3 separate regions of the Homo sapiens genome follow, and all the other regions are linked to region 1. The links are chromatin loops, found by intact Hi-C in ENCODE. Cell type or tissue: heart right ventricle. All regions are shown on one strand. Links, peaks and the distances in the headings refer to the core of each region. The heading gives the core; the rest is flanking DNA.

The links. A loop is a pair of places that touch in the nucleus more often than their neighbours do. Peaks named below come from ENCODE experiments on the same cell type or tissue, not always from the same donor. Only the 100,000 strongest peaks of a DNase experiment are listed, where the experiment ranks them.
Region 2: a loop joins it to region 1, with 2.2 times the contacts of the local background. A loop is called at or near these places in 24 of 110 quality-filtered maps.
Region 3: a loop joins it to region 1, with 2.3 times the contacts of the local background. A loop is called at or near these places in 9 of 110 quality-filtered maps.

Annotation. Positions count from the first base shown.
Region 1 is chr11:16,602,809-16,608,580 of GRCh38, reverse strand. It overlaps a transcript of SOX6 not described here. Among named protein-coding and RNA genes, the nearest start is that of C11orf58, 130 kb to the left of the region's middle. RefSeq lists enhancers at 458-957, 958-1,459. In heart right ventricle, for the core only: CTCF peaks have their summits at 2,185 (motif pointing right) and 5,110; DNase peaks (open chromatin) are centred at 750, 2,180, 4,120, 4,480 and 5 weaker places; H3K4me3 peaks cover 5,000 bases; H3K27ac peaks cover 5,000 bases.
Region 2 is chr11:16,354,727-16,360,498 of GRCh38, reverse strand. It overlaps SOX6 (SRY-box transcription factor 6), which reads left to right and starts at 3,953. Exons shown (of 16, transcript NM_001367873.1): 1 at 3,953-4,405. RefSeq lists an enhancer at 2,955-4,268. In heart right ventricle, for the core only: no CTCF peak of the experiment used is centred there; a DNase peak (open chromatin) is centred at 3,338; H3K4me3 peaks cover 845 bases; H3K27ac peaks cover 3,799 bases.
Region 3 is chr11:16,462,419-16,468,190 of GRCh38, reverse strand. It overlaps a transcript of SOX6 not described here. Among named protein-coding and RNA genes, the nearest start is that of SOX6, 110 kb to the right of the region's middle. In heart right ventricle, for the core only: no CTCF peak of the experiment used is centred there; no DNase peak of the experiment used is centred there.

The sequences.
Region 1 (5,772 bases), core at 265-5,264:
GTTTAAAATGTTTCTCTTCCCCCATTTGCTGAGATCCTACTAAGTGGTGTGTTTTCATCATCTCTGCTTCCTTCATCTCTTTCTTTTCTCTCTTTTGACTACTTCTTTTTTTCGTTTTCCTTCATCCTTCTTATTGTTCATCCTAATATCCACCCTTCTTGTCTTCTCCCTGGCCTGCCTGTCCTTCCCCTTCTCCGTTTGTCTCGTGACTCGCTTTTGTGGTCCAGTTCTATCTCTTAGTACTTCTCAACATTCAGCCCATGCCTCCTTCTGTCACCTAACTTTTCCAAAGCACAAGCTACCATTCATACATTTTCCTTTACCATTTGACTTCCTCACTTTCTCCAGTTTGCTCCTTTTTTTTCTCCCCGAGTTGCCTACCTTTTCCACGCTACAGTTTGCCTTTCTCCTGACTCCTCCTCCCAGCAGCCCTAGCCCCAATAGAGCTCTTTTGGTCGTTTTCCCCTCAGCCTGCCTCTCCCCCACCTAGTACTTGTCCCCATTCTCCTCTGACCCCGACTTTCTCTCTTCTTTGTCTCCTTCCAGTTCTCCCCTAGTAGTTGCTTCACCGTCTCTTTCCAGGCGCTTTCCCCAGTTCCAACCTCTGGTCTCGCCGATGTCTCTGCCCTCCTCTCTCTTTGCGGCTCTCTCTTGCCTTTGCCTCCCGCTCTCCCCTCCTTCTTCCCCCGGCCCGCCCTCCTCCCTCCCAGCTTCTCTGCCTGGCTCGCTGCCTCCCTCGCCTCTTGTCTCATCTTGCCTGTGTTGTCTGGGAGGGGAGCCCAGCCTCCTCTCCCTCGCTCAGATCAATGCCCTGGCCACTCACTTTCTGATGTTGCACGACGGGAAATGCTTTGAATACTTACGACATGGCCGCTCACACTGATTGCCAAGATTGACAGCACTAACCATCGCCTTCACTTGTTCCAGGGTGAAGCCCCTAGTCACCCCGCTCCGCGCGCACCTCCTGGAACCCCGGCGGCAAACTTCTGCCGCTCTGCGCTGCCCCCACCCGGGGCGGGACACCCCCGCAGACTTGAGTTAACGGGCTACGCCGGCCGCGGCGCTGGGGGGTTCTGTTCCCTTGCTCCCCGGACTGTGACAATTGACCTAGCACCGACTCCCCTTCCTTTTAATTTTTTTTATTTGTATCTTTCCCTTTTTCTTTAATGCCATTTACTCCTGCGGCGCAGCGCACAAGGAGCCCTCCCGCGCGGTACCATCCTGGAGCCCGCCCAGGTAACCGGGACGGAGCGAGCGATCTCGAGAGCGAGGGAGGCAGAGCCAGGGCGCGCGGCCCGCTGTGAGCTACCTGTTGGGGCGCCGGAGGGGGCAGGGGGCAGGAGCCCAGGGCCGGGCCGCCGTCCCCCGGCGTCTTCCGCTCCTGCCCTTCCGGGCACTCCAGGGTTAGTTTCTGTGAGCTGGGACCGAGGGGCTGGGGCAGGACAGGCAGAGGGACGAGAGCCGAGCGAGCGGAGCCCCGAGAGGGCGCGGGTGGCCGGGAGCCGCGGCTGCCGGGCCGGGGCGGGTTTGCGTACTTGGCTGGGGAGGGGAAAGGAGGAGGAGGAGCGGGAGGAGGGCGCTCCGAGGGGCCGACGCGGAGGGGGAGTGGAGGGAGAGAAAGGGGCCCGGGCGCCCGCCGCTCGCTGGTGGACGCGCTGATCCCGAGGATGCGTCCCCCTCTTGGAGAGTTGCGCCTTGTTCCGGAGTGACAGATCTGCGTGGCGGGGGTCTGTTTTTCTCCCCTTCACCTCCCCTCCAAAAAATCCACCCTGAGAAAACACATGTTGTAGCCGTAGATAACTGTGCGTAGGACATTAAGGCAAAAGGGCAGGGACAGGGACACAACGCAACCTTTGACAACAGAAAGCTGTTATCGCCATCCTAAGTATTCGTCCGGAAATCTGTCTGCCCTCTCGGCCCACCTCACTCCTCCACCTCCGCCTCCCCGCATTGGTATTCTAATCTATATAATTGGGAATGATGTGAAAAAGAAGTCAGGTGGCTTAGAGAATGAATTTGTAAGTCTCCGTGAAGTTCGAGGTAGGTATTTCATTGAAGTTCGCTCAAGTGTGTGATAGAGGAAGCTTTTGTGGCTGCGTGTGTAGTCATCCCTCCTCGTTCTGTGAAAGCAAATGCGTGTCGGCTTTGAAGGTTCAGATGGGACCGCTAGGCGGTAATGCCCTCCGTGCCCACAAGAGGGCAACATCCCGAGGGCTTTGTGAGCGCTGTATCTCTTGTTACCGCCGCAGGCTTGGGTTTAGAGAAAGTTACACTGAAACTTTTAAAAAACTGATACCACCTCTTATTTCGCGATACTAAAAAAAGAAAGATATAAAGGAAAAAAAAAAAAGAAAAAAGAGGGAAGTAAAGAGAGAAGAGAGAAAGAGAAAGGCAGGCAGCTAGCCTACCCCGGGAGAGCCCTAGTCACACCGAGACTAGGGGGAGGGCTGTTTTAATTGTGGGTTTGGCCGACTGACGACTGGAGTGCCCTCCTCGGCTGTCTTAGTTGTAGCCGGAGGTCATGTAAATCGACCTTAAAAGAATGCATAAGCCATAAATTAAAATAAACCCTCATCCAAGGGCTGATCCATACGTAGACAATATCCAACCTGGACAAAACGGGCTTCCCTTGCGAGCCGACCTAAACCGCATCCCCCAAAGAATAGAGACTAAATGCAAAGTAAGTTTCCTAGCAAATATTTTGTTTTCTTGAAAAGTGTTGGGTTGATTCGCTGTGTGACTGAGACGCCACAGTGTTCGGAGCGCTTCAGTGTCACCCAGGCTCTGGGTGCGGGAGGTCGGGAGGACCCGCTGAGCTTCTGGGCTTCTTAATGCTACCCCCACCCCACCCCCATTTCGGTTTGGAAACTTAGGCTGTTTGTGGGGTTGACACTGGTTGAGGGCGGGCGGGAGTCGAGGATCTCCGCCGCTCTCTCGCCGGGATAAAGTTTACTCGGAGGAGTTCATGAAGAAAACCCGGGTCGCTAGAAAACGCTTGCGCTCCCTCCTCCCACCCTCACCCCACCGCCGCTCCGCCGCAACTTTTTCGGGACACCGCTCGAGTTGCCTCCAGCTCCCTCCGCTTGTCGCCCTTCCTTCCCCCTCCCCCCGTTTTTGGACAGTACTTTTTAATGATCTTTTCAGGAATAAACAAACCGAATTCCAAGCCCATCCGAAATCCAAGGCTGACTGATCTGTGGTCCTCTTTACCCTGGCCGCGAGGGCAGTGGTGCCTGACCTGGCGGGAGCGGGGGCGAGGGGTAGTTCAGCCCCGCCGGGCGCGGACTTCGCCAGGGAGTCACCCGGCCGAGCGCACGGTCGCCGGCACGTTTCTTCCCCGCCCCGCGTCCCTGAGCCCAGCCGGCGCCCTCCGTCCTTCTCGGCGCCCTGCCGGGGCCCCGCCACCCGCCGTTCCTCTGCAGCCGGGGCCGCGGTCCGCTGCTCCCGGGCTCGGCCCAGGGCAGGGGGCGGTGCTGCCACCCGCCCCGGGACCCAGCCCGAGCCCGGCCGCTCCCGCGGGAGCTGCTTTCTTCCTTCTCCCTTAAAGGGCCGGGCAGAGAAGGGAAAGGGCTTGTGCAAAGGCTGCTGGGGTTGTGCTCCGATGCCGGGAGGAGCGGCCCGGGGCTGCTGAGGGCAGATTAGCTCGGTGCCGGGCTGCTTCCCCGGCGCTCCGCAGAGCTTTAAGATAAAAAGAATTGGTGTGTTCGGAGCAGATAAAAGGTGGCAGTCGCCAGCTTGTTTTGAGTTTTATTTACGGTCTCTTAGGCGGACCAAGTTTGAAAATGTTGTTTTGTGTGAATTGTCAGATATTGAATGCAGCCCCTATTTGGGGACTAAAAATAAGTCTTCGACTGAACTGGCGGGGCTGGGCTGTTAGCGAGATGGGCTGTCCTGGGCTGCTTTTGTGTGTGAGACCCTGTGAGGGCCGCGCTTGAAGTTTAGGGCTAGAGGTGGCCCGAAGCCGTCCTTGCGGCAAACTGGGCTGGGCTCCGGACCTCCCGCTGTACTGTCAATGGGCGCTCGGATGACGTCCGCGTCCCGGGCGCCGGTGCTAGCCGCGTACTCCTGCGGCCGGGCTTTGGCCCTGGCTGCACGGCCCAGCCAGCAACCCGGGGGAGTAGAGATGAGAGAGGGCCCCTCTACTCCCGCCCACTAGGGTCTTCTCTCTCCTGCCCTTTCTGGTCACATGTCCAGGTTTTTCCCCGGGTCCCGAGGAGAACAGACACAGCCCCGCCCAGTTTATTTCTAGGAGGTGGGTTTGGTGAATAAAAAAGGTCAAGTGGTCAGGTCGGCGAGCTGGTCCATGGCGAGGAGGGACAGGACGGACACCTGGCAAGTCCTGCCCTGCCTGTCCCCCAACCTTGGTCGGCCCGCCCGCGCACGGCTGGCCTCCCTAGGCCACATTCTTGCACAAAGTTCGAGAGGCTGTGGGAAAAGCAACCCTGAACCGGCCAAGGGCCGGCGAAGCTGATCCCGCAATGGCATTTTGTTTTGAACAGTTGCTGGGGTTGACGTTTCCTCATAAGGTAAGGTGTCACTGGACAGTCGGCTGCCCAAATGCCACATGTATAATTAGCCTGCGCACTCAGCACCTCGTCCCCGAGGCCCGCAGGCACGGGCTTGGCCGACCTGGTCCGCTCAGCTCTGTTCTGGGTTCCAGGATTCCCGAGGGAGGGCCGAACCTGCCAGGGCAGCCTCGGGAGGCCGTGGCAGAGAAGAATGTGACAGTGTAGCCTTGTCTTGGATTTTTTTTTAATCTTTTCTTTTCTTCTCTTCCTATTTTATCTTCTTATTTTTCGGCTGTTCAACTATTGGTAAGAGGGGTACTGGACACCAGCGCAGAGTGCAGACTGAATGGGGAAAGGAGATGCAGAGAAAATCTGGCAACATACCTATTCTTCACATCCTACTCGTGGGGGAGGGCTGCTAGTGGCCCTCTGCACCAACCCAGTAAGACCATTCCAGGCTTGGCATTGTATGTCCTGGCTTGGGTAGGGACTTCATGCTTCTAGGTTGGATTGTTTACCTGTCTCTGTGCTCCCTCCCACCCCCACTCCCAAAGGTCTCTCAGAAGTTAATATCCGTGCTCTGATTGCAGCTTCTGGTTTCCCCCTCCAGGCCTAGCCGCTTGGGGCTGCTAGTGATCACTGTGGGAAAGCCTGGGCAGATCTACTGTCTTTCCCTATCTTACTCTGGTTCAGCCTGGGGTTCTTAGGAGCAGTAAGTACCTTGTTGTTTCTTGAGCTTCCTACCTGGCTTCCCAGATCCCAGTGTCAGGTCTGCTTTAGCCTGCACTTTCTGGCAGAGACCAGATTTCTGCAGCCATGAACATGACTTTCCCTCTGTTACCCTGTGCAGTTACTCTGGAATTCAACACTCAACATTAGGCACTTGCATCAGTCTTCCTCCTCCCCCCTTGTTTCTAGGCCACTCAGATATGTCTGATACCTACTAGAAGACTCTTTTTTATTTCAAAACAAACAAACAAGCAAACATCCTAAATCTTTCACAAGTTTAGTGGGACAGGGTTAGCTTTTCTTTTTTTTTTCTTTTTTTATTTGAGACGGAATCTGGCTCTGTTGCCCCGGCTGGAGTGCAATGGCGTGATCTCGGCTCACTGTAACCTCCGCCTCCTGGGTTCAAGCGATTCTTCCGCCTCAGTCTCCCGAGTAACTGGGATTACAGGCACACGCCACCACGCCCAGCTAATTTTTGTATTTTTGTGGAGATGAGGTTTCACCATGTTGGCCAGGCTGGTGTTGAACTCCTGAC
Region 2 (5,772 bases), core at 307-5,306, 250 kb after region 1:
TAAACATATAGGAGGAAACAAATACATATCTATTTTGATCCAATTAAATGAATGTTACACAAGTAATCGTGATAGGAATGCAATGGTGAACTAATATTTTGTGGACAGGCTTCTGGAAGAAGTAAGATATTAGCTGAGCCTTGAAGGTAGAGTCTGGAAATGTAGAGATGGGGAAGAGTTCTGTAGGGAAGGAAAGAATCAGAATATATACACATCATAATGTAGTGGAAAGGGTGCATCCAAACAGACTAGGCATCACCACCCAAACTCTGGTGATGCCTCTTACTAGTTGTACAACTTTAGATCAGCTACTCAGTCTCCCTTCTCTTCTGTGAAATGGGGGACAATGATATTTACTTTTTAAGATTATTGTAGGTCTTAGACATAGCCTGTGCAAAGCAGCTAGGATAGTTTTTGACACATGGTTAACATTCAGTAACTGATATCATTAGAAGTATAGTGTAAAAGTTAAAAGCATGGGATTTGGAGTCAGACAGGACTCACTTGAATCTCTTCTCTCTCATTTACTTTGTAACCATAGTCAAATTACTTAACCACTTCTAAGCCTCACTTAGCTCATCTGCAAATGGGGATAAATTGGTAGCTTTGTTGTGGGGTTGTTTTGAGATTTAATGAGGTACTGTGAAGCATAAAGTAATGAGCTTGTCGCATAGTATGCACTCAGTACCATTAGCCATTAGGTTGTTATTTTTATTAGTATAACTTCTCTCTTCTTCTTTGATATTTCCTTTGTGATTATTCATATTATTTCCTCCTCTTCGTTCCCTACTCGCTTCATCTACCTTCTTTCAACAACATTTATCAGTGGCATTTGTAGAGACTTAAAATGGAGACTTGAAAGAACGTAGAGGTAGAGAGGAACTGGTCAGTATCACATGTCGAGCAGAACACCAAGGACAAGATAAGAAAAGGACAGGTAGGCACAGATAAATACAAATGACAGGAGCATAAACATATATACAACCTTTTGGATGAGTCATCCTTCCTAAGGCCACTGGAGATTTTTTTTTCATAAGGGAAATTCAGACCTACTACTCCCTATGTTAATCCAATGATTTCCTATTTCCCAGAGGATAAAACCCAAACTATTTTGAATTGCATTTGAAATCCTTTCCAATCTGTTGTCATTCTGTCCTACTAGATATTTTTCCTGCTACTTCCCACCATGCACTCCATAGTTCAGTCACTTCAAAGTTCTTCCTCTTCTTGGAATGTAACCATATTCTTTTATAAGTCTCAGCCCTTGCACATCTTGGAATGTCCTTTTTTTTTTTAGTTCCACCAGACAAACTTCTCGTTCTGAGGACCCGGTTAAGTGAGTCTTCTGTAATGTCTCTGATCCCTCCAAAATGAGGTATTTGTTCCTTCTTCTGGGCTCCTACAATATATCTCTCTAGTACCTGGTTTCTTATCCTATCACTTTTCAATGGTTTATTTTCCATTTATATTTCTTGCTAGACTGTGGACTATGGGAAGTTGCTGTCTTATTTATATGCCTCTGTATGTCTGTCTGGCAGTCAGTATGGTACTTGACACAGTGCAGGTAGTCAGTAAATATTTGTAGGCTAAATAAAAGAGGTAGTAGACACAGAACTGGCAACTTCTCTGGTTCACAAGCCAATTTTAGTATTTCTCCTATTAGGATTGCCTTAGAGTCATAGGCTAATAAAATTTCAGTGTTAGAAACATACCTCATTTTACAGATAAAGAATTGAGGCCAGAGAAAAGGGATTTTCTTTTCTTTCTCTTTCAGGTCAAACCATGATTCTGTTTCCTTCAGAACACTGTGGCAAAATATCTACTACTTGAAAGGAAGCTTATTGAGAAAAATCCTGCTAATTTCTTTCCCTCTTATGGCCTGTCTTCCAGATAATTTCTCCAAACACTTCTTATTTAGGTGTTCTTTCTAGACCAGTAATTGGGGCATAAGTTGATGCTCTGCCACATGAATCGATGTGCATATATGTATATTTTAGTCATGTTGTGTTCTGTTCAGCTGCTAGATGTTCAAACCAACTGGGTTTCCCCTTAGTTACCCTGTTTGTTTGCTGTAACACTTTCCTGTTGGTAGAACTATTTGTTCTTTCATAATAAAATTGAGAATTTTCTTGTAAAATATATTTTTAAGGTAAAACAATGTAATGATTTGTCCTGGCATTCTATAATTTTGAAAGTCGTTGATGGCAGGAGAATGGCAGAGTGGAAGGATGTCTCCTAGTTATAGTTTTATTAGTAATGTGCTGATGTTTAATGGTTTATCAGGACTGAATTTATTTGAAAAGAAAACCATCTAATGTGGTCAGAGTCATCTTTTGTTCACTATGGCTCTGGCCCTTTTTGGGGAGTAAATCAGCTTTTTATGTATACATTCTGCATGGGAGCTGTAATAAGTGAGCACATGTTGCAAATGCTGTGACCTTCAGTCAACTAGAGAAAGATACCTCTTCTAATCAAAGGCAAAAGCCACGATCTTTCTTGTTGTAACTTACTGTTGACACAAGAAAGGCCAGAGAGATTGACATCAATCTCTATAGAAACCATTAACCAATGCTGAATAAATCTGCAGCATTGAATCCATATGCATGCTTGCTTTTATTATTCTTGACCTATGGGCACACTTCAGCATTTTGTGGGCTTTGTTTTAAAAGGAATGTTTAAAATGTAGCTAGTTATTATGGGATTTCGTTGGTGAAATAAATTGTTTGGGTAGTCTAAATAAAAGAATCCGTATTATTTTGCATCTACTAAGCATTATTTGTTTAGGTGTGGCTTGGTTTGATTCCAGATTAACACACAGCGAAGGCTGTCACTTTAGCTGGGTGTAGCAAAAACCAAGTAGTTTTATACATGTTTTCCAAATGATGTGCAAGCAATGTGTCATTTGATTCTAATTGTGACTTTATTGGCTTGTGGTCCCTCTTTTTTATTCTTTAAAGCATTAACAATGACTGTGTTGGCTGAAAAGACATACGTCTTTAAGAATTCCATGGATGCCCAAAACTCAGTTGGTTATAAGTACTAACAATTGCCGACCGTACGCATAGCAGAAATAGGCTCTGTAAATCAGAGCTTCAGTGCTCTGGGCCCCTCTTCCTTAATTCTCCCGCACAGAAATCGTATTTCTAGTTGAGGAGGGTGAGAAAACAAAAATGCTTTTCATTTCATTCTGTGCTGTACATTTTCCAGTCTGGGTGACTAAAGCTGGCCAGGGTGCCTATTTTTGGAAAGAGGAATTAAGATACTTTGGAGAAAGTAGTGCACTGTGTGCTGACATTCCAGATGGCCAAACTATAGTAGTACCAAGCCCAAGTTTTTGAGCCTTTCGTGCCAATGATGACCTCATGAGGTCCAGCCTGGAGAAATAGAGACATAGTTCTCCAACAATGATGAAGAATGGCTTCTTCCTTTCATATTTCTATTGAGTGATCTCCAGTGTCCTCCTCTTTTCCTGTCTCTGACAAAATTAGCCTTTTATAATTAACAATTGTTAGTTTTTTGGCTTGTCTTTCAGACTTCTCTTAGAGTCCCTTTCACCCCATCTACTTATTGTATCCTCTCTACCAAACAGAAAAACTTGTGATATTTTTCTCTTTGGCATTCCTGTCTTTTCCTAGCAGGCTTTTTTAATGGGGACTGTGGGAGATTTTACACTTGATTTGTTGAATCTGAACTCTTTGCTGTAAACTCTCACCACACAGAAGAAACTATCTTTATAAATGACAGAATGGACCTGGCCTGAATGGCGCTTTGTTTACTGTTTTCCTAAAAGGGGCCCCTCTATATTTCATCTGTCAAAGTTGCTTTTCTTTCTTTCAACAATGCTTGATTGTTTTCACAAAAATTCAGGTTCCATAGACAGGAGAATTCTGTATTATATTTTCCTGCCAAATTCCGATCTCTGTTTTCCTTCCCCTGTGCTCACAAAGGGCTCATAACTTACTGTCAACTGTGAGGCAAACCACAAAGCTCCACTGTTGCTCAGCAAATAGGCTCTATTGGATGATGGCTTGACTAGCTTGTAAAGTTTGCTTAACTGTAGCAGCAGTGGCAGAAGGTATGTGGGGTACTGTATCTCCCAACAGGCCAAGAGATTTCACTTCTTTCATTTACTTTTATGTTTTTAACTCCTTTAATTGTTGAACAAAGTTAACAGTGTTTTGTTTAGCAAATTAGATGTTGCTTAAAGTTATGGCTACAATTGGTAGCCTGAGACTTGGCAGAGATTAATTAGCTGTGGGGTTGGGTTTTTTTTTTTTTTGGTTGGCAGTCAGAGGTTTCTTGTGATTTGGGAAGGTGTCAAAGGTGTTATGCCCTCAAGTTCTGAAGTTCTGGCTGATGTGGTAAGAGAAAGCCGGATTGAAGAGTGGAAGAGCAGCCACTTCATGTGAGTGATTTGTGCTTCCTTTAGCTGTCACAGGTCTTGGCTGTATTACTTTACCTTTTAATTTTTCTAACTTCAAAGCCTACCTGATTGGGTGGGATGATGGCTTGTTAAGAAAAGCTTATGTTATGGTAATAAGGTAATAACTTGAAAAGCATTTTTGCATGACATTTGTAATCTTGCTAGGGAATTGCAACAGACTATTTAAAAACAGATTTGGTTTTCCTGAGGGTTGAATATGCATACCTTTATTTGTAGCATCTCGTAGATTTTTAACATGTGATTATTTTTTCTGTATAATCTAAGGTCCTGAGTACTATTATCTATGAGGAATCATAGATTCCCTACATGAATCTTTTCAATAAAATCAATCTTTCCAATATACACGGCTAGTTTCTAATATATGCTGCATCTGATAAGGTATTTTATGCACTATGGTAAAAGATGTTTTTACTAATGAAAATATTTAATCATAATAAACATTTCAAAGAAACACAACTGACAAGCAGACCACTGGGTAATTGCTGATGTGTTTTTAGTAAAAACTTAAAATTATTAATGTTCATAAGCTGCTATAACTAAGCAAGACTGGTATTACATTGAGATTTATAGTATTTAATGCTATAACTATGTATTGAAAGTATTATTTATATAAAACTATAGTAAATTAAATTGATGATTGGCAAGTGCATTAAAAATAGTGCTTTATCAATGCTTTTCAATTTACTCCTTTTTATTCTGCGATACATTTCTTTTGAATTTTTCTGAGTAACACACACCTTGAATTTGTTTTCCATCATGCCTGTCAAAGTTCAAAATATTAATTTGTTTCTTTCCTTATCCAGCTTTCCTAGATACCTTATTGTTTGTGAGTTTGGTCTTTAGGCAAGTTTATCTTGATGATGGAACTTTCAGCTTCAAATTGTGGAAATAGTGATCTCAAACTACACATGGAATAGTGTGTCATTGTTCTAAGCTGTGGTACAGTTAATAATACCTATTTTGTGATAATGAATTGACCAGAATACCAAACAGTTAGTCTAGCAAATCTATGACTCCTCAAGTTGATTTTCTAAAGTGAATTGTGAGAGGAGAATTTTAAGGTAAGCTGCTTTCAATCAGCTCATGAGAATGTGCTGGGGTTCTTTAGCACACTAGTAGCAACTTGATTTTAGACCTGATTTAGAAATAAAAAAAAATTGTGTGAAACAAGTAACATTTTGGAACATTTAGTGTTGGGCCAGGGGACAAGAAAATAATCAGGCTTTGAAAGGTATTCATGTATTTCATAGGATAGGGTAGCTCAGACTTTTTATTTATTGTCAAGTTAATTTAAGCTCTGGTAGCAATTTTAGTATACTGCAAGGCTG
Region 3 (5,772 bases), core at 417-5,416, 140 kb after region 1:
GAGTAGAGTTGCACAAGAGTCAACATTAAAGTGATTCAGTGCCCGATGGAGAAAACTTCTTTTTAACTTGAGATTGGAAACAATGTGGTGGTTGGGGGCAATTTTCTAAGAGCTGCTAATAAATTTGAATATTTCCCTAAAAAGCTGCTTTCTGAACTTGTTTCTAACCAAGAAGATAAGCTTAATCATCTTCCAGTATTATTACATAGCTTTCATTAATATTGAAAGGAACTAAGTGCATGTAGAGAAGGGGAAATAAAGCCATTATTTAAGCTTAGTGGTGGTCTCACATATAAAGAAGTGAAGAAGTGTCAATAAATACACTAATTGGGCATAGCTGGCTTTTTTGTTGTTATTTAACCTTTAGCATGTCTTTTTGTTTGTTTGTTTGTTTGTTTTTAACTTTTAAGTTCAGGGGTACATGTGCAGGGTTTATTACATAGGTAAACTTGTGTCATGAGGGTTTGTTGTACAGATTATTTCATCCTCCAGGTATTAACCCAAGTACCATCAGCTAGTTTTTCTGATCCTCTTCCTTCTCCCACCTTCTGCCCTCTGATAAGCCCCAGTGTGTGTTGTTCCCCTCTATGTGTCCATGTGTTCTCATCACTTAGCTCTCACTTTTAAGTAAGAATATGTGGTATTTGGTTTTCTGTTTCTGCATTAGTTTGCCAACGATAATGGCCTCCAGCTCCATCCATGTCCTGCAAAGGACATGATCTCATTCTTTTTATGGCTGCATAGTATTCCATAGTGTGTATGTACCACATTTTATTTATTCAGTCTATCGTTGATAGTCATTTAGGTTGATTTCTTGTCCTTGCTATTGTGAATAGTGCTGCAATTAACATATGCATGCATGTGTCTTTATAATAGAATGACCTATATTCCTTTGGGTACATACCCAGTAATGGGATTGCTGGGTTGCATGGTATTTCTGTCTTTAGGTATTTGAGGAATCGTCACACTGTCTTCCACAATGGTTAAACTAATTTACACTCCCCAAACGGTGTATAAGCATTCCTTTTTCTCCACAAAGTTACCAGCATCTGTTATTTTTTGACTTTTTAATAATAGCCATTCTTACTGATATAAGATGGTATCCTATTGTTTTGATTTGCGTTTCTCTAATGATCAGTGATGTTGAACTTTTTTTTCATATGATTGTTGGCCACATGTACGTTTTCTTTTGAGATGTGTCTGTTCATGTCCTTTGCCCACTTTTTCATGGAGTTGTTTTTTTTTTTTTTTTTTTTTTTTGAGACGGAGTCTCGCTCTGTCGCCCAGGCTGGAGTGCAGTGGCGGGATCTCGGCTCACTGCAAGCTCCGCCTCCCGGGTTCACGCCATTCTCCTGCCTCAGCCTCCCAAGTAGCTGGGACTACAGGCGCCCGCCACTACGCCCGGCTAATTTTTTTGTATTTTTAGTAGAGACGGGGTTTCACCGTTTTAGCCGGGATGGTCTCGATCTCCTGACCTCGTGATCCGCCTGCCTCGGCCTCCCAAAGTGCTGGGATTACAGGCGTGAGCCACCGCGCCCGGCCGGAGTTGTTTGTTTTTTTTTTTCTTGTAATTTTGTTTAAGTTCCTAATAGATGGTGGATATTAAACCTTTATCAGATGTATAGTTTTCAAAAATCTTCCCCCATTCTGTAGATTGTCTGTTTACTCTGTCGATAGTTTCTTTTGTTGCACAGAAGCTCTTTAATTAGATCACATTTGTCAATTTTTGCTTTTATTTTATAACAGTGATCTATAAGATGTGAAATACAGTCTGTCTATAATTCAGGAAAAAGTGAAGTCATTGATTACTCAGGTTTTTAGATAGAAATATTTTAGTAACTATTCAGCTTATAAAGATTAATAAGTGAAATGTGTCACTCTCAGCATATAGTTTTATCTCAAGTTCATATTTTATGTTATTTTGTAATATTGGTAAAAATGATTATAATTTCACCAAATTTTTGCTAGCTCCAAAGCATAAAAATGTGAGTTAAAGATTGCCAATAAAGGTAAAGCATTTTGTGTATTCTCTCTCTGAGTATGACTTACATATTTATTGCTGGAGGTATTCAAAGACATGAGGCAATGACAGTATAAAAAGAATAATTTCCAAAACATCACCTTTTATAGATAACTGGCAAAAGAGAATATTCTTAATGTTTAATTATTCAAAAAAGTTTGTTCATGTGATGTAATGCTTGTTATTATTATTATTTGCTTAGCACTATAGGCTTGGCACAGTGCTTACAAAAGAAGAAGAGATGGTCTCTACCCCAAGGACTTAAAACTTGTTATGTTACTAGAGAGTTTATGTGGGTGGAGTTTTCTTTGGATACAAACTGTACTGGAGTTAGCTCTTTCTCTTTCTTTTCAGCTCACACAGTTTGATATAAACTTAAGTGAATGAATTCATTAATAAAAGCAGATTTTCTATTTTTATTTCACCTCTGGGCTATTTTATACCTTTGGAGCACACAAGCACAACAAAAGGTATGTTTTACAGTTAATTGTTTTTCCCTTTTTTATCCTGACATCGTAGATAATTAAGCAACAGCATTAATGGAACCCAAGTCTCCACTCCTATAAATGCCTGTGTTGGGCAGAATATAGATTCTTTCTTTCCTTAAAACTAAGGCAGGCTGGTGACAAGCCTATCACTTAGTTTTAATTACAGCCACTAGTATTCTGATGTTTCACTGAACAAAATGAAGAAATCCAGATGTATTTTTTTCCATTATTATATATATATAGTAGAATCATTAATCAGAATGGATTGTTTTAAAGGTGAGATTGATCTCACATATTTTGATATCTGACATAGTAGTAAGTGTATGCTCATTGGACAGCTGGCAGTTTTAAGGGATTAAAACATTCTGAGATTTGTCCTGGCAGAGGCAGTATGTGGAAGCCACTGTTTATGTTGACTTTGTGACTAGTTAGAGTTTTTCCCTGGAATTGTAGTCACAGGACAGATAACTAAATGGCAATATCTGGGAGAAGGCTGAGAAAGTCAGACATGAAAAGTGTGGGTATAAACAAGAGAGTTGAGTGTCAGAAAACTTTGAGGGCCTTGGAGTTTTTGAGACAATGTGGTTGAACAAATGGAGGAAATACCTGTTCCTCCTACTTCATTGCAGTAATTAAGAAGAGGAGAAAAAGGCAGAGAGATAAGTTAAACAGTAAATGATTGAAATAAGAGATTTTTGTAGAATCACAAAATGGATTTGAGGACTTTTTTAAGATGTGGAAATACTTGTTCGGATCAGACAATACCAATGTAAAAGGAGTTCTACAGTTTTTCCCCCCTGATTTATGTAAAGTTTATTTATTTCAACTCAGTGCCTTCTAAGTACAACTTTAGGAATTTTAGGAAATGTGTGCCTACTTGGTAAAAACCAATGAGAACAATTTTGCTTTCTCTCGGTAAAGATTAATATAGATGTGTATGAAAATAATCATCTATGTATTACACTCTGATATTGTATATTGGAGACCTTTAGAAAGTTCTCATTCATTGTAACTATGACCAAGAAGCATCTTTATATCTGATAGATCAAATAATCAGGTGAATTAGGTTTCTAATGTGGTATATGATGTTTTTAGTTTTGGGGGTTGGGAAACTCTTTGGAATCATTTTTCTGACAAGTGACTTACAGTGTAATGAATATTCTTTCTCCTTTTTCCCTTCCCCTTCCTTTTCCTTTCTCCCCTCCCTTCTGTCCTTCCTTTTTTTTTTCATTTAGAAAGAGATTGTTTCTAATTAGTCTGTATGCTATGTGCTGAGTTGTGTGATAGTACCCAAGACATGTATCTTAAATTGTATGCAGGGTCACCTTTTTGATTAAGAACTGAAGAGTACTGATTGGGTTTCTTATATAAACTAAAGGCACTCTAGTCCACTTTGGGCAATCAAAGAAACTAAGGAACTGTTGGAATTAGTTTTACTATTTTGGGGGTGATGAAGATAGGATAATTAGAAAGAAATTATAGTCTTTATTGGGCCAGCAGTTTACTAAACTTGAATTGGGATTTGTGAAATTTTAAGGCTTACTGAATATTTGCTCTCTAAGAACAGGATAGAGAAATAATCTTGATCTTAAAAGGAGAATTTTAAATTTTTTAGAAAGATCTCTTACAGTGAGATATCCTGTATAACCATAAAGTTATAACCATCAGGGATGTCCCTAGTTGTGTTTCTCTGGCATTTCTTCCACACAGAATGAGTTCATCTCAATTGTTGATGTTGGTCATTTGTTGAGTGTAATTTAACTTAGGGATAAAAGGGATAAATATCCAACTGAACCAAAAAGGTAAAGTTTATAAATTATCTCAAGGATACTACACAAAAGATAAAACTCAAATATGCCTGAAAGAAGGTTGTGGATTGGTTGAAGTTATGATTATATATAAGACTGTTAGAATGGCCAGCTGTGAAGCAATTTGAAATATCTAGAGGGAACAGCCTGCACCTCTCCCACAATAGTACCTAACAGTGCTCCAACACTTCCAAGTTTCTGTGGTGGGGAAAGAATGGGAGAGAATAGACAGTCGAGGGTCTATACTTGGCATAGAGAAGTTAACCAAAAAACAGTTGCTGCTTGTGTTAAGAACCTGTATGTGCTAGACATTGTGCTAAGCACTTACATGTTGTTTTTAATCCTTTCAACTCTATTGTAAGATAGCTTCCTCCCCTGCAATACCCAGTTGGTTTCTCTAAATTCTGATTTCTTTTTTGCCTTCTTAGCACTTAAAATGATTGGTATTTATCACATATTTGTATATTTATTTAATGTGTAGTCTCTACACTAGTCTAAAAGCTCTGTCAGGGAAGAGACCATGACTGTTTTGTTCAAACTTGTATATGGAGTTTCTAGCACAGTGCCTGATGTATAGTATGTTCCCAATAAATGTTTGTTGAAAGAATGAGTAAATGAACAAAAAATATATAAAGACAAGGAAGGAATGAATGAAAGGAAGAAAAAGGCAGAACTGGGATTTAAACAGTTGATCTGAGTTTGGAACCAATTTGTTCCCATTCCGGTACACCAGCAGGGTTTTATTTCATTTAGAATATTCTCAATTACAAATTTATCTGATAAAATTTTCACAGGTTGAGCTGTTTCAGAGCACCTCAAATATTTGGCCCTAGAAGTGTTATATCTTAGTCTGAGGCTGAATGCCATGAAAAAGGCCTGCCTAGTCCTTTTCTCATCCTATTGGAATATTGCAACCATCTTATGGTGATAGTTCTCTCTAGAAATACAGATTCCAGGGTCTTGATTTTTAGGTTTCTGTTTCTCCTACTCAAAGAGAGTGCACTTCTCTCCCTCTTTCTCTGCAACTGACCCTTAATCTGGTCCTTGGGCTGCTAAGTTGACTTTCAGTAATGGACAGAGTGATTGTTGCCTGCCCTGCTGAGTTTTTTTCCTGGAGGAGAAGTGTGTCACTGTGGGAGGAGTTGGGCTCAACCAAAGGAGCACTTAGCCTGGCAGGTGCCAGGCACAGGGGCTTGGTTTGGTCTTTTAGCAGTGACCCCAGTTGTGCTGATTAATTTTTTTCATTGTTATTAATAAATACAATTGAGAGGAATTGTTTTGTTTTTGCATAATGCTTTTGACCATTTTCATGTCTTTTTATTCCTTATGCCATCTTTAAAAAAACTTTACTCTGCCTTTCCGTTCTGCTTTCCAGGAAAGGAGGAAACGTAAGCATGATGAGAGTAAACACTTTGTGGATGTGATTAGGTCAAACAGGAAGTAGCTGTCTCCCAGA